Regions from separate parts of the Homo sapiens genome. Here region 2 is linked to region 1. A link is a contact called in ENCODE Hi-C or POLR2A ChIA-PET data. All regions are on one chromosome and are shown on one strand. Each heading gives the region's core, a stretch centred on a gene start or an enhancer-like site at or near the end of the contact. The rest is flanking DNA. Distances are from core to core; before and after follow the strand shown. Region 1 has its middle 3.3 kb from the start of MYCBP2. Region 2 holds the start of EDNRB (endothelin receptor type B).

Region 1 (4,083 bases), core at 782-3,281:
ACGCCAGTTAAAAATGGCTTATGGCCAGGCGCGGTGGCTCACGCCTCTAATCCTAGCACTTTGGGAGGCCAAGAGGGGGCGGATCACCTGAGGTCAGAAGTTTGAGACCAGCCTGGCCAACATGGTGAAACCCCGTCTCTACTAAAAATACAAAAATTAGCCAGGTGCGGCAGTGCGTGCCTGTAATCCCAGCTACTTGGCAGGCTGAGGCACAAGAATCGCTTGAACCCGGGAGGCGGAGGTTGCAGTGAGCTGAGATCATGCCACTGCAGTCCAGCCTGGGTGACAGAGTGAGACTGTCTCAAAAAACAAACAAACAACAACAAAGAAAATGGTTTCTATCCAAAAGACAGGCAATAACAAATGTTGGCGAGGATGTGGAGAAAAGGGAACACTTGAACACTGTTGGTGGGAATGTAAATAAGTACAACCACTATTAAGAACAGTTTGGAGGTTCCTCAAAAAACTTAAAATTGAGCTACCATATGACCCAGCAATCCCACTGCTGGGTATATACCCAAAGGAAAGAAAATCAGTATATAGAAGAGATGTCTGCGCTCCTGTTTGTTGCAGCACTGTTTACAATGGCCAAGATTTGGAAGCAAACTTATTGATGTAAGTGTCCATCACCCTATAAAGGGATAAAGAAAACGTGGTACACACATACACAATGGAGTACTATTCAACCATAAAAAGAATGAGATCCAGTCATTTACAATAGCATGGACTGAACTACAGATCATTATGTTAAGTGAAATAAGCCAGACACAGAAAGACAAACATCACATGTTCTCACTCGCTTGTGGGATCTAAAAATCAAAACAATTGAACTTATGGACATAGAGAGTAGGATGGTTACCAGAAGCTGGGAAGAGTCATGAGGAGTTTGGGGAGGGGAGATGGGGATGGTTAATGGGTACAAAAAAAAAAAATCAGAAAGAATGAATAAGACCTACTATTTGATAGCATAATAGGGTGACTATAGTCAATAATAACTTAATTGTGTATTTTAAAATAACTGAAAGAATGTAACTGGATTGTTTGTAACTCAAAAGATAAATGCTTGAGGGGATGGATACCTTATTCTCCATCATGTGCTTATTTCACATTGCATGCCTGTATCAAAATATCTCATGCATCCTATAAATATATACACCTTCTATGTACCCACAAAAAAATTTTAAAGTAATAACAAAATTTAAAAAAGATTAATCTAATAACTTATAAACTATACTAAAGTTTTCAAGGTTGAAATGCTATAGTTTTAAACTTTCTGTTTTTAGGACAATTATACTTTATATAACTTTCTACATCAGTTGTGAAAACATCCTCTAGGCTAAATGCATCACAACAATGAGATTTTGAAAGAATGTGATTTGCATTCAGATATATAGTATTGAATTCACATACTTAAAAAACATATACTAATATATTTTAGGATAATTTTTCACGGATGAAAATGTCAATATATGTCAATATATAACTTAGGATCCCTGGAACCTAAATTTTTGGATGTGGGAAAACTTGGACATATAATTTACATCTTTTAAAACTACCATGAATAAAAAAGAAAAACATTAACTCATCATGCTTACAAGTTACTGAATATCCCAAGGCCCTAAAAATATAGTTGTTTAAAGCATGAGGTTAAGATAGCCAGGGGATGCAATATGTAATTTATGTTTAAAATAATTTCGATAGCCATGTTGAATTTTTCCCTTCAGCTTGGAGTACTAAATATATTCTATGAAATATACTTTATTTTAAAGTGCAATATATTTGTCAAGAATGCACTATCTTATTACCCTTAAAAAGAGAAGGTCACTGAAGAGTAAAGCATGTCTTCACTCTTCAAGCCTAAGCTTTTTCTTTTTTTTTTCCCAAATTGTTCTCAGCTACCAATTTTGTTTTTAAATTCCCCAATACATTGTTGTACAAATCCAGGAAACAAACGCAGACTTTACCACAGCATTTTCAGCAGTCTCGATGTACCTAATAATATACATACTTCCTGTGTTTGTAGTCTTGTAGCTTTAGTACAATATTAACCCTTTAAATGAAACAACACTAATCTGTCCTCTTATATACACGTTATGGTTCCTGCCCTGTTATTTACTACATCAGCACGGGTAGCTTCCTTTAAAAACAAAATCGTTAAAGATGAGAGTAGGAAAAATGTAAATGTGATAAGAGTTCAAAAAACTGTGGTCCAGGTTTGCAATGTTAAGTGGAAAAGAACGACTAAATCTGTGATCACAAGGGGAAAGATGAAGCCATAGTCTTATTACATGGGCACAGGACAGAGAGATCTCTTTTGCGAAATGAGCATACCAACCACAAAGAATAAAACATACTACGCCCGTAATAAAATGGGCACAGGCAGGATTTGCCGTAGTTCAATGCTATTCTTTGAGGGCGAATGTGTCGTGGGTGAACTGCTGTCTAGCCCATTCCGACACCCAAGCCGCCCAGGCGGCCCCCACGCCCCCCGGCTGCAGCCCTCCCTGTACACACAAATGCACACACGCCCAGCCCGGCCGCTGGAGGAACTAAGATGGCAGCGCAGAAAGCACGGGGGCCGAGCTCGGTGGGGTGGGGAAAGAAAAGCAAAGCCCTCTGTGTTTTTTCATTCTGTATAGGTCCCCCTCTTTCCCCAAACACAAGGGCTGCGTAAGGCATTCGGTAGTAGAGCTCGCAGGAGCGGCGGGAGGGGACGCTTGCTTTGCATACTGCCAGAAACCCACGTCTCCGATCTGCAGCGACGGTTCAGGCGACCCTCGCGACTTGTGACCACACTCTCCTTCACGTCCCCTTGACAGTAGAAGTAAGGGTGACTCCAAATGCCTTTTTCTTTCTGGCATGCGCCCCACTCCCCCGCCATCCCAGGGGAGCCTTCCAAGTTGCCCAGCTGCCAAGGCGGTAGCTGTGGCAGTTGCAGGGACCGGGGAGCGCGCCGTGCGGAGGCAGGAAGAGGAGGAGGAGGAGAAAAAACGCTGCACTGGCTATCAATTTTGAGGAGAGCGACCGCTGCCGCTGCCGTGGAAGGAAACGCTGCCAACCGCAACAGAAATGCCACTCTCGGATACCTAAGTGAGCATGTGTGCGACTCTGCGCACGCCTAGTTGCGCAGCTCAATGACATCGGGCTTCTTAGCAAGTTATCCAGTTTCCGGGTTTTGAGTGTACCCATCAGGCTCCGTAGGGGCCTGTCTGGGACTGAACAGCAGTAAAGATTGAAGCGAAATTAATGAATGGTGGGAAGAGCCCGGAGACCAGGGCAGCCACGCGGGTCAATGTCCACTAGAAACTCTAAATGGGCAGTGACTGCACATTCCACCACCTGAGCCTGCGCTGTAAATGTTTTCTGTGCAAGCAACATTCATTCATTCAGCCAACATCTATTTCCCTCCTGTTCAGGGCTAGACCCTGTGCTAGGAGCCTGTGATGGTTGAACAGACACCATTGCTACCCTACGGAAAACCTAGTGTTTTGTTTAGTATGTGCTACCATTTGTGAAAATTCATGTGCCAAGTTGGACATCCTAGATCCTTTAAGTCCTCCCTCAATCTCATGTAGTGGGTATTCTTTTGAGCATTATTCAGAGGAGATAATTTGCCCAAAGCCAGACAAGTATTAAGTAGCAGAGTCAGGATCCAATTCCAGGGCTGTCTGATTTCAGAGCCTTTTAGCTACCCTGCTAGGTCTTGCAATAGTAATGGGCCCTCTCATTGCTTACCTGTCAGGCCTTAGAATTCTTAGAATTTAGCTGCCTCTACACCATTGTCTTGGTTCTCACTCCAGGGTTAGGGGCTGCCTGGTCAACACTGAGGTCTTTAACTGTGCTGAAGCATTAGGATAGAAATTTAGTCTAATAAATACTTACTGGATACCTACTACATGCAAAGTCCTGAAGTGGCTGAAGGAGACACAAAAGCAGCAAGCTCTGAAGGAACTTAGGTAAGGAAACAAGACAAATACAAAAACTTAACAGGGCTAATTACAGTACTAAAATACTATGATTCCACATGTCTTGTCCTTTGTTCCTATGTTTATCCCACTGCTAATTATCTTTAAAAAAACTAAA
Region 2 (4,083 bases), core at 866-3,365, 590 kb before region 1:
GAGAGAGAAAAGTCACCCCACAGGAGCCATAGGCATGAACCCAACAAAGCTTGTATAGGAAGGGCAGATCCAACACTGGGTGGAGTCAACTAAGCAAAATATTCATATTCCAAAGCTTCCATATAATTCCTTATTCAGACAACATTGTATATTGTTACTTGGCTCAGCAATTGAATGTTGACCTCGTTCTTACGAGACAGGGAGGATAAGGACTGCAATTCAAAATAGCCAGATTTGGAATTAGCACTCACAACCCTAGACCATATTTCTCATTCCTTTAGCCTTACTCCGTAACCATGTTCCTAACCACATTTCACACTTAAAGTTCACCTTTTTAAATAGAAATTGATTTTCTACTTCCACTGTCCCAGAAAGCATTGCCTAAGAGCCAAAAATCCAAGGTTCTTGTCCCATCTATTCCATTAACTAACATGAAGCAAAAAACGAGCCTCCTGTCTCTGGGTGAAACTGCTACATGGAATGGGTGCTTCTGGGTTTGAAGTTCCACAGATCCAGTAGGGATTTTGCTGATTGGAGGACGGCACAGTACTCTCCAGTGCATCTCCAAGCCTGACTTCCTGACCTCTTTTATACAATCTCTGGGCAAAACTACCAGTCGCTGTTATTTTCCTCTCTGCGGTAAACATGGAGCTCAAGAATGGATAGAAAGACCTTATTGTATTGCTCTACCTGGTAAATAAATATCATGTTGAATTTGCATGGCAGCTTTCTGATTATTTTCATGTCTCCGATAAGCATCAAGTCTGTCATAGGTACAGTATAAAAATGCCTGAGATTGCCTAACACCGATACTGTGGCAGGAAGAGAGGAGAAGAGCTGTACTGGGGAAAATGAGGAGTACTTGTAATCCTCTCTCGGGGCAGTGAGAGGGCCTGGGAAGAAAAGATCGAGCTGTTCCGTGTTGGGGTTAATGTTGGCTTGAAATGAAACTTCAGGGCAAAATGAAGCAGAGCAAAGAGCAGCGCCCACAAACCAACCTTAAATATCACAGCGGCGGAACATTTACCTGAAAGAAAAGTGACACTTGGCATTAAAAGTTCAATTATCACGTTCAGTGCAGAGCCTTGTTCTAGTCTGGAGCTGCCGGGTGTCACATGGTGCGTGATAACTTGCCCTTGATTTGGGTTCATTTGAAGAGCGTAGAACTCTAACAAATAAACAGCCTTTTGGGACCTGTCCCCGGACGAGGACTGCCCCCCTCCCTCGGGCAACTACTACTGATGCTGTCCAGGCATCGCCCAAGGGGAAAGGTTGCAGCGGGGTCGGAAGGCGCGGGAGGAGTCTGGCGGTGATTGATGGGAAGGGATGAATGAATAAAAGTACTTGTCTGATGGCAGCAGAGACCCCGAGCAAACGGTGGAGGCTACACTGTCTGGCATTCTCGCAGCGTTTCGTCAGAGCCGGACCCGCCTGCAGCTCAAGGGAGGCGTGCTCCTCTCCCAGAGCAGGCTGGAACCCAGCTGGGTTCCGCCTCCCGGGAAGGTGGTCTCCATTCGTCGCTCTGCATCTGGTTTGTCAGATCCGAGAGGTAAACATTCGGGCTTGGTGTTGAATTAAAATCATTGATTGAACCTTATTCTGGGGCTTCGGTTTGGCTTACTAGTTTGGGATTTTAAAAAAATAAAAATTAAGCCTATAGAGAGGGCAAATTAAAATTAGGTTGGGTAAAGGAAGGAGCGCGAGTGTTTGAAGCCGTTTGGAGGGAACAGCGGTTTCCAAGTTCCTGCTGACTTGAGAAGTCTCTGCGGGTTTCCGAATCTCCGGCGCACTCCTGGGCGCGCTGCGGGAGCTGTAGCTCAGCCAGCCAGGGAGTAGCGGCTTTCATCCGCCGGGAGGAGTCTTTCGAGTTCAATCGCGGGGTATAGAGGTTCCCCTGCGGGGCAAAATGCAGAGCTTGACACAAGCCCTTGGCCTCTAGGTGCCTTAATTCCGCGGTTCCCACGCACGCTTAACTAAGACGTGTCTGTATTCCTCCCGTTACGTGAAAGAGTTCGGAGCTTTGCCTGGGACCCCCATCATTCCCTCCCTGGCACACCCCTTCCAGAACGCCCCGCCCCACTGCATATTATTTACCCCTCCTGGCCACGCGGGGGAAGAAAAACAGCTGAGAGGGCATCAGGAAGGAGTTTCGACCCGCGCTGGCGAGTCATGAGCGCCAAGTTTCCCACTGGCGCGCAAACTTGAGTTACTTTTGAGCGTGGATACTGGCGAAGAGGCTGCGGGCGGTATTAGCGTTTGCAGCGACTTGGCTCGGGCAGCTGACCCAAGTGTCCTGTCTTCCTTCCTCTGCTTGTCTCTAGGCTCTGAAACTGCGGAGCGGCCACCGGACGCCTTCTGGAGCAGGTAGCAGCATGCAGCCGCCTCCAAGTCTGTGCGGACGCGCCCTGGTTGCGCTGGTTCTTGCCTGCGGCCTGTCGCGGATCTGGGGAGAGGAGAGAGGCTTCCCGCCTGACAGGGCCACTCCGCTTTTGCAAACCGCAGAGATAATGACGCCACCCACTAAGACCTTATGGCCCAAGGGTTCCAACGCCAGTCTGGCGCGGTCGTTGGCACCTGCGGAGGTGCCTAAAGGAGACAGGACGGCAGGATCTCCGCCACGCACCATCTCCCCTCCCCCGTGCCAAGGACCCATCGAGATCAAGGAGACTTTCAAATACATCAACACGGTTGTGTCCTGCCTTGTGTTCGTGCTGGGGATCATCGGGAACTCCACACTTCTGAGAATTATCTACAAGAACAAGTGCATGCGAAACGGTCCCAATATCTTGATCGCCAGCTTGGCTCTGGGAGACCTGCTGCACATCGTCATTGACATCCCTATCAATGTCTACAAGGTAAAGGGCGCCTGCTGAAATCATGGTGGGCTTGAGGAAGGGGGCCTGGTTGGAGACGGGGAGATGAGAAAGCTTGTAGAGGGAGCTTCCCTTTAGCTCCCTCTTAAGGTTCTGCCCCTCCTAAAAGTCAGTAATCTTTGGAACCAAATTCCATTTGGTTCTGTCCACTCATAAAAGTCAGTAACCATTGGAATAAAATTCCATTCAGGTCTTCAGTAGACCTCTGCTAAGCTTAGGACAAGCGTAGTCCCCAGTCTAGCAATGTTAGTATCACTTTGGGAACTTGGTGCACATGAAGATTTTTCTGGCCTCACCCCAGACCTACTGAATCAGAAACTCTGGAGTGGAGCACAGTAATTTGTATTTTAACAAGCCCTTTATGTGATTATGATGAACTGTAAAGTTTGAGAACCACTAGTCCTGAAGGATCTAGTCCCTAAGTGCACCTAATGGGGTACATCCTCTAGTCAAAAGTGTGTGGTCCATGGACAGTCAGCATCAATATTACCTGAGAGTTTGTTAGGAATGCAAGGCTACCTCAGACTTACTAAGTTAGAATCTGCATCTTAAGATCTTCATGTGATTGATATGCCCACTAACTTTGGGAAGGACTGTTTTGGAAGACTTTGAAAGTAGCAGGTACAAAGTAGGTATTTAGGAAATAAATGGCCTGGAAAAAAGAGATCCAGACTGGTGAGTAGGAAAAACACAGTTCACCTGCTGTGACGGACTGTAGCTACTTTGTATTAAATATCTACAGTGGGCCAAGGACTGGGTGAGATGTGTTACTTCCATTATTCCTTCCAGCAGCCCACAAGTAGATATTACAATTAGTTTACAGATGACTGGTAGGATGATCAAAGTAAATGAATTAGAGGTGGAGCTGGGGATCAGACCCAATCTGTCAGGTTCCAAAGTGCAAGCTATATGATGGCACCCCATCAATTATTTCATGGACAAGACCAAGGAGCACTCAAAATCTGTAAGGGTTTCGGTAGTTAACATTATTGTGTGATTACCATGGGCGTCAGTAGAAACACACAAAGAGCCAGGTTGCTCCAGGTTGCTTTGGAACTCCAGACACATCCCAGCACCTCTGGGCCTCAGTTTCCTCAATTCCACAATAAGGCTGCCAGTGCCCACTTACTGAGGCTTTATGGTGTTAAAAAAAAAAAAGCAGTCTAAATAAAACAGTTGGAAAATTTCAAAGACATATGAAAATATTTAA

Evidence for each region. A loop is a pair of places that touch in the nucleus more often than their neighbours do. ChIA-PET counts read pairs that join two places held with the same protein, here RNA polymerase II (POLR2A). Pooled maps may share reads with other maps.
Region 2: a pooled map shows a loop between it and region 1 (3-fold over the local background). The contact joins the promoter of EDNRB here to the enhancer-like site in region 1. A Hi-C loop is called at or near these places in 1 of 37 single-sample maps with no recorded cell type and 2 of 50 pooled maps. POLR2A ChIA-PET finds 5 or more read pairs at or near these places in 2 of 52 experiments (WTC11 and activated CD4-positive, alpha-beta T cell).

The regions. Positions count from the first base shown.
Region 1 is chr13:77,328,324-77,332,406 of GRCh38, reverse strand. No RefSeq gene overlaps it. Among named protein-coding and RNA genes, the nearest start is that of MYCBP2, 3.3 kb to the right of the region's middle. RefSeq lists an enhancer at 2,733-2,812. Within about 2 kb of position 2,031, at least 4 of the 41 ENCODE cell types and tissues checked have a DNase peak (open chromatin) inside an H3K27ac peak, as active enhancers do.
Region 2 is chr13:77,916,863-77,920,945 of GRCh38, reverse strand. EDNRB (endothelin receptor type B) reads left to right here and starts at 2,115. Exons shown (of 7, transcript NM_001122659.3): 1 at 2,115-2,855. The coding sequence starts at 2,373. RefSeq lists a cis regulatory region at 1,749-1,758 and promoters at 2,010-2,124, 1,114-2,186.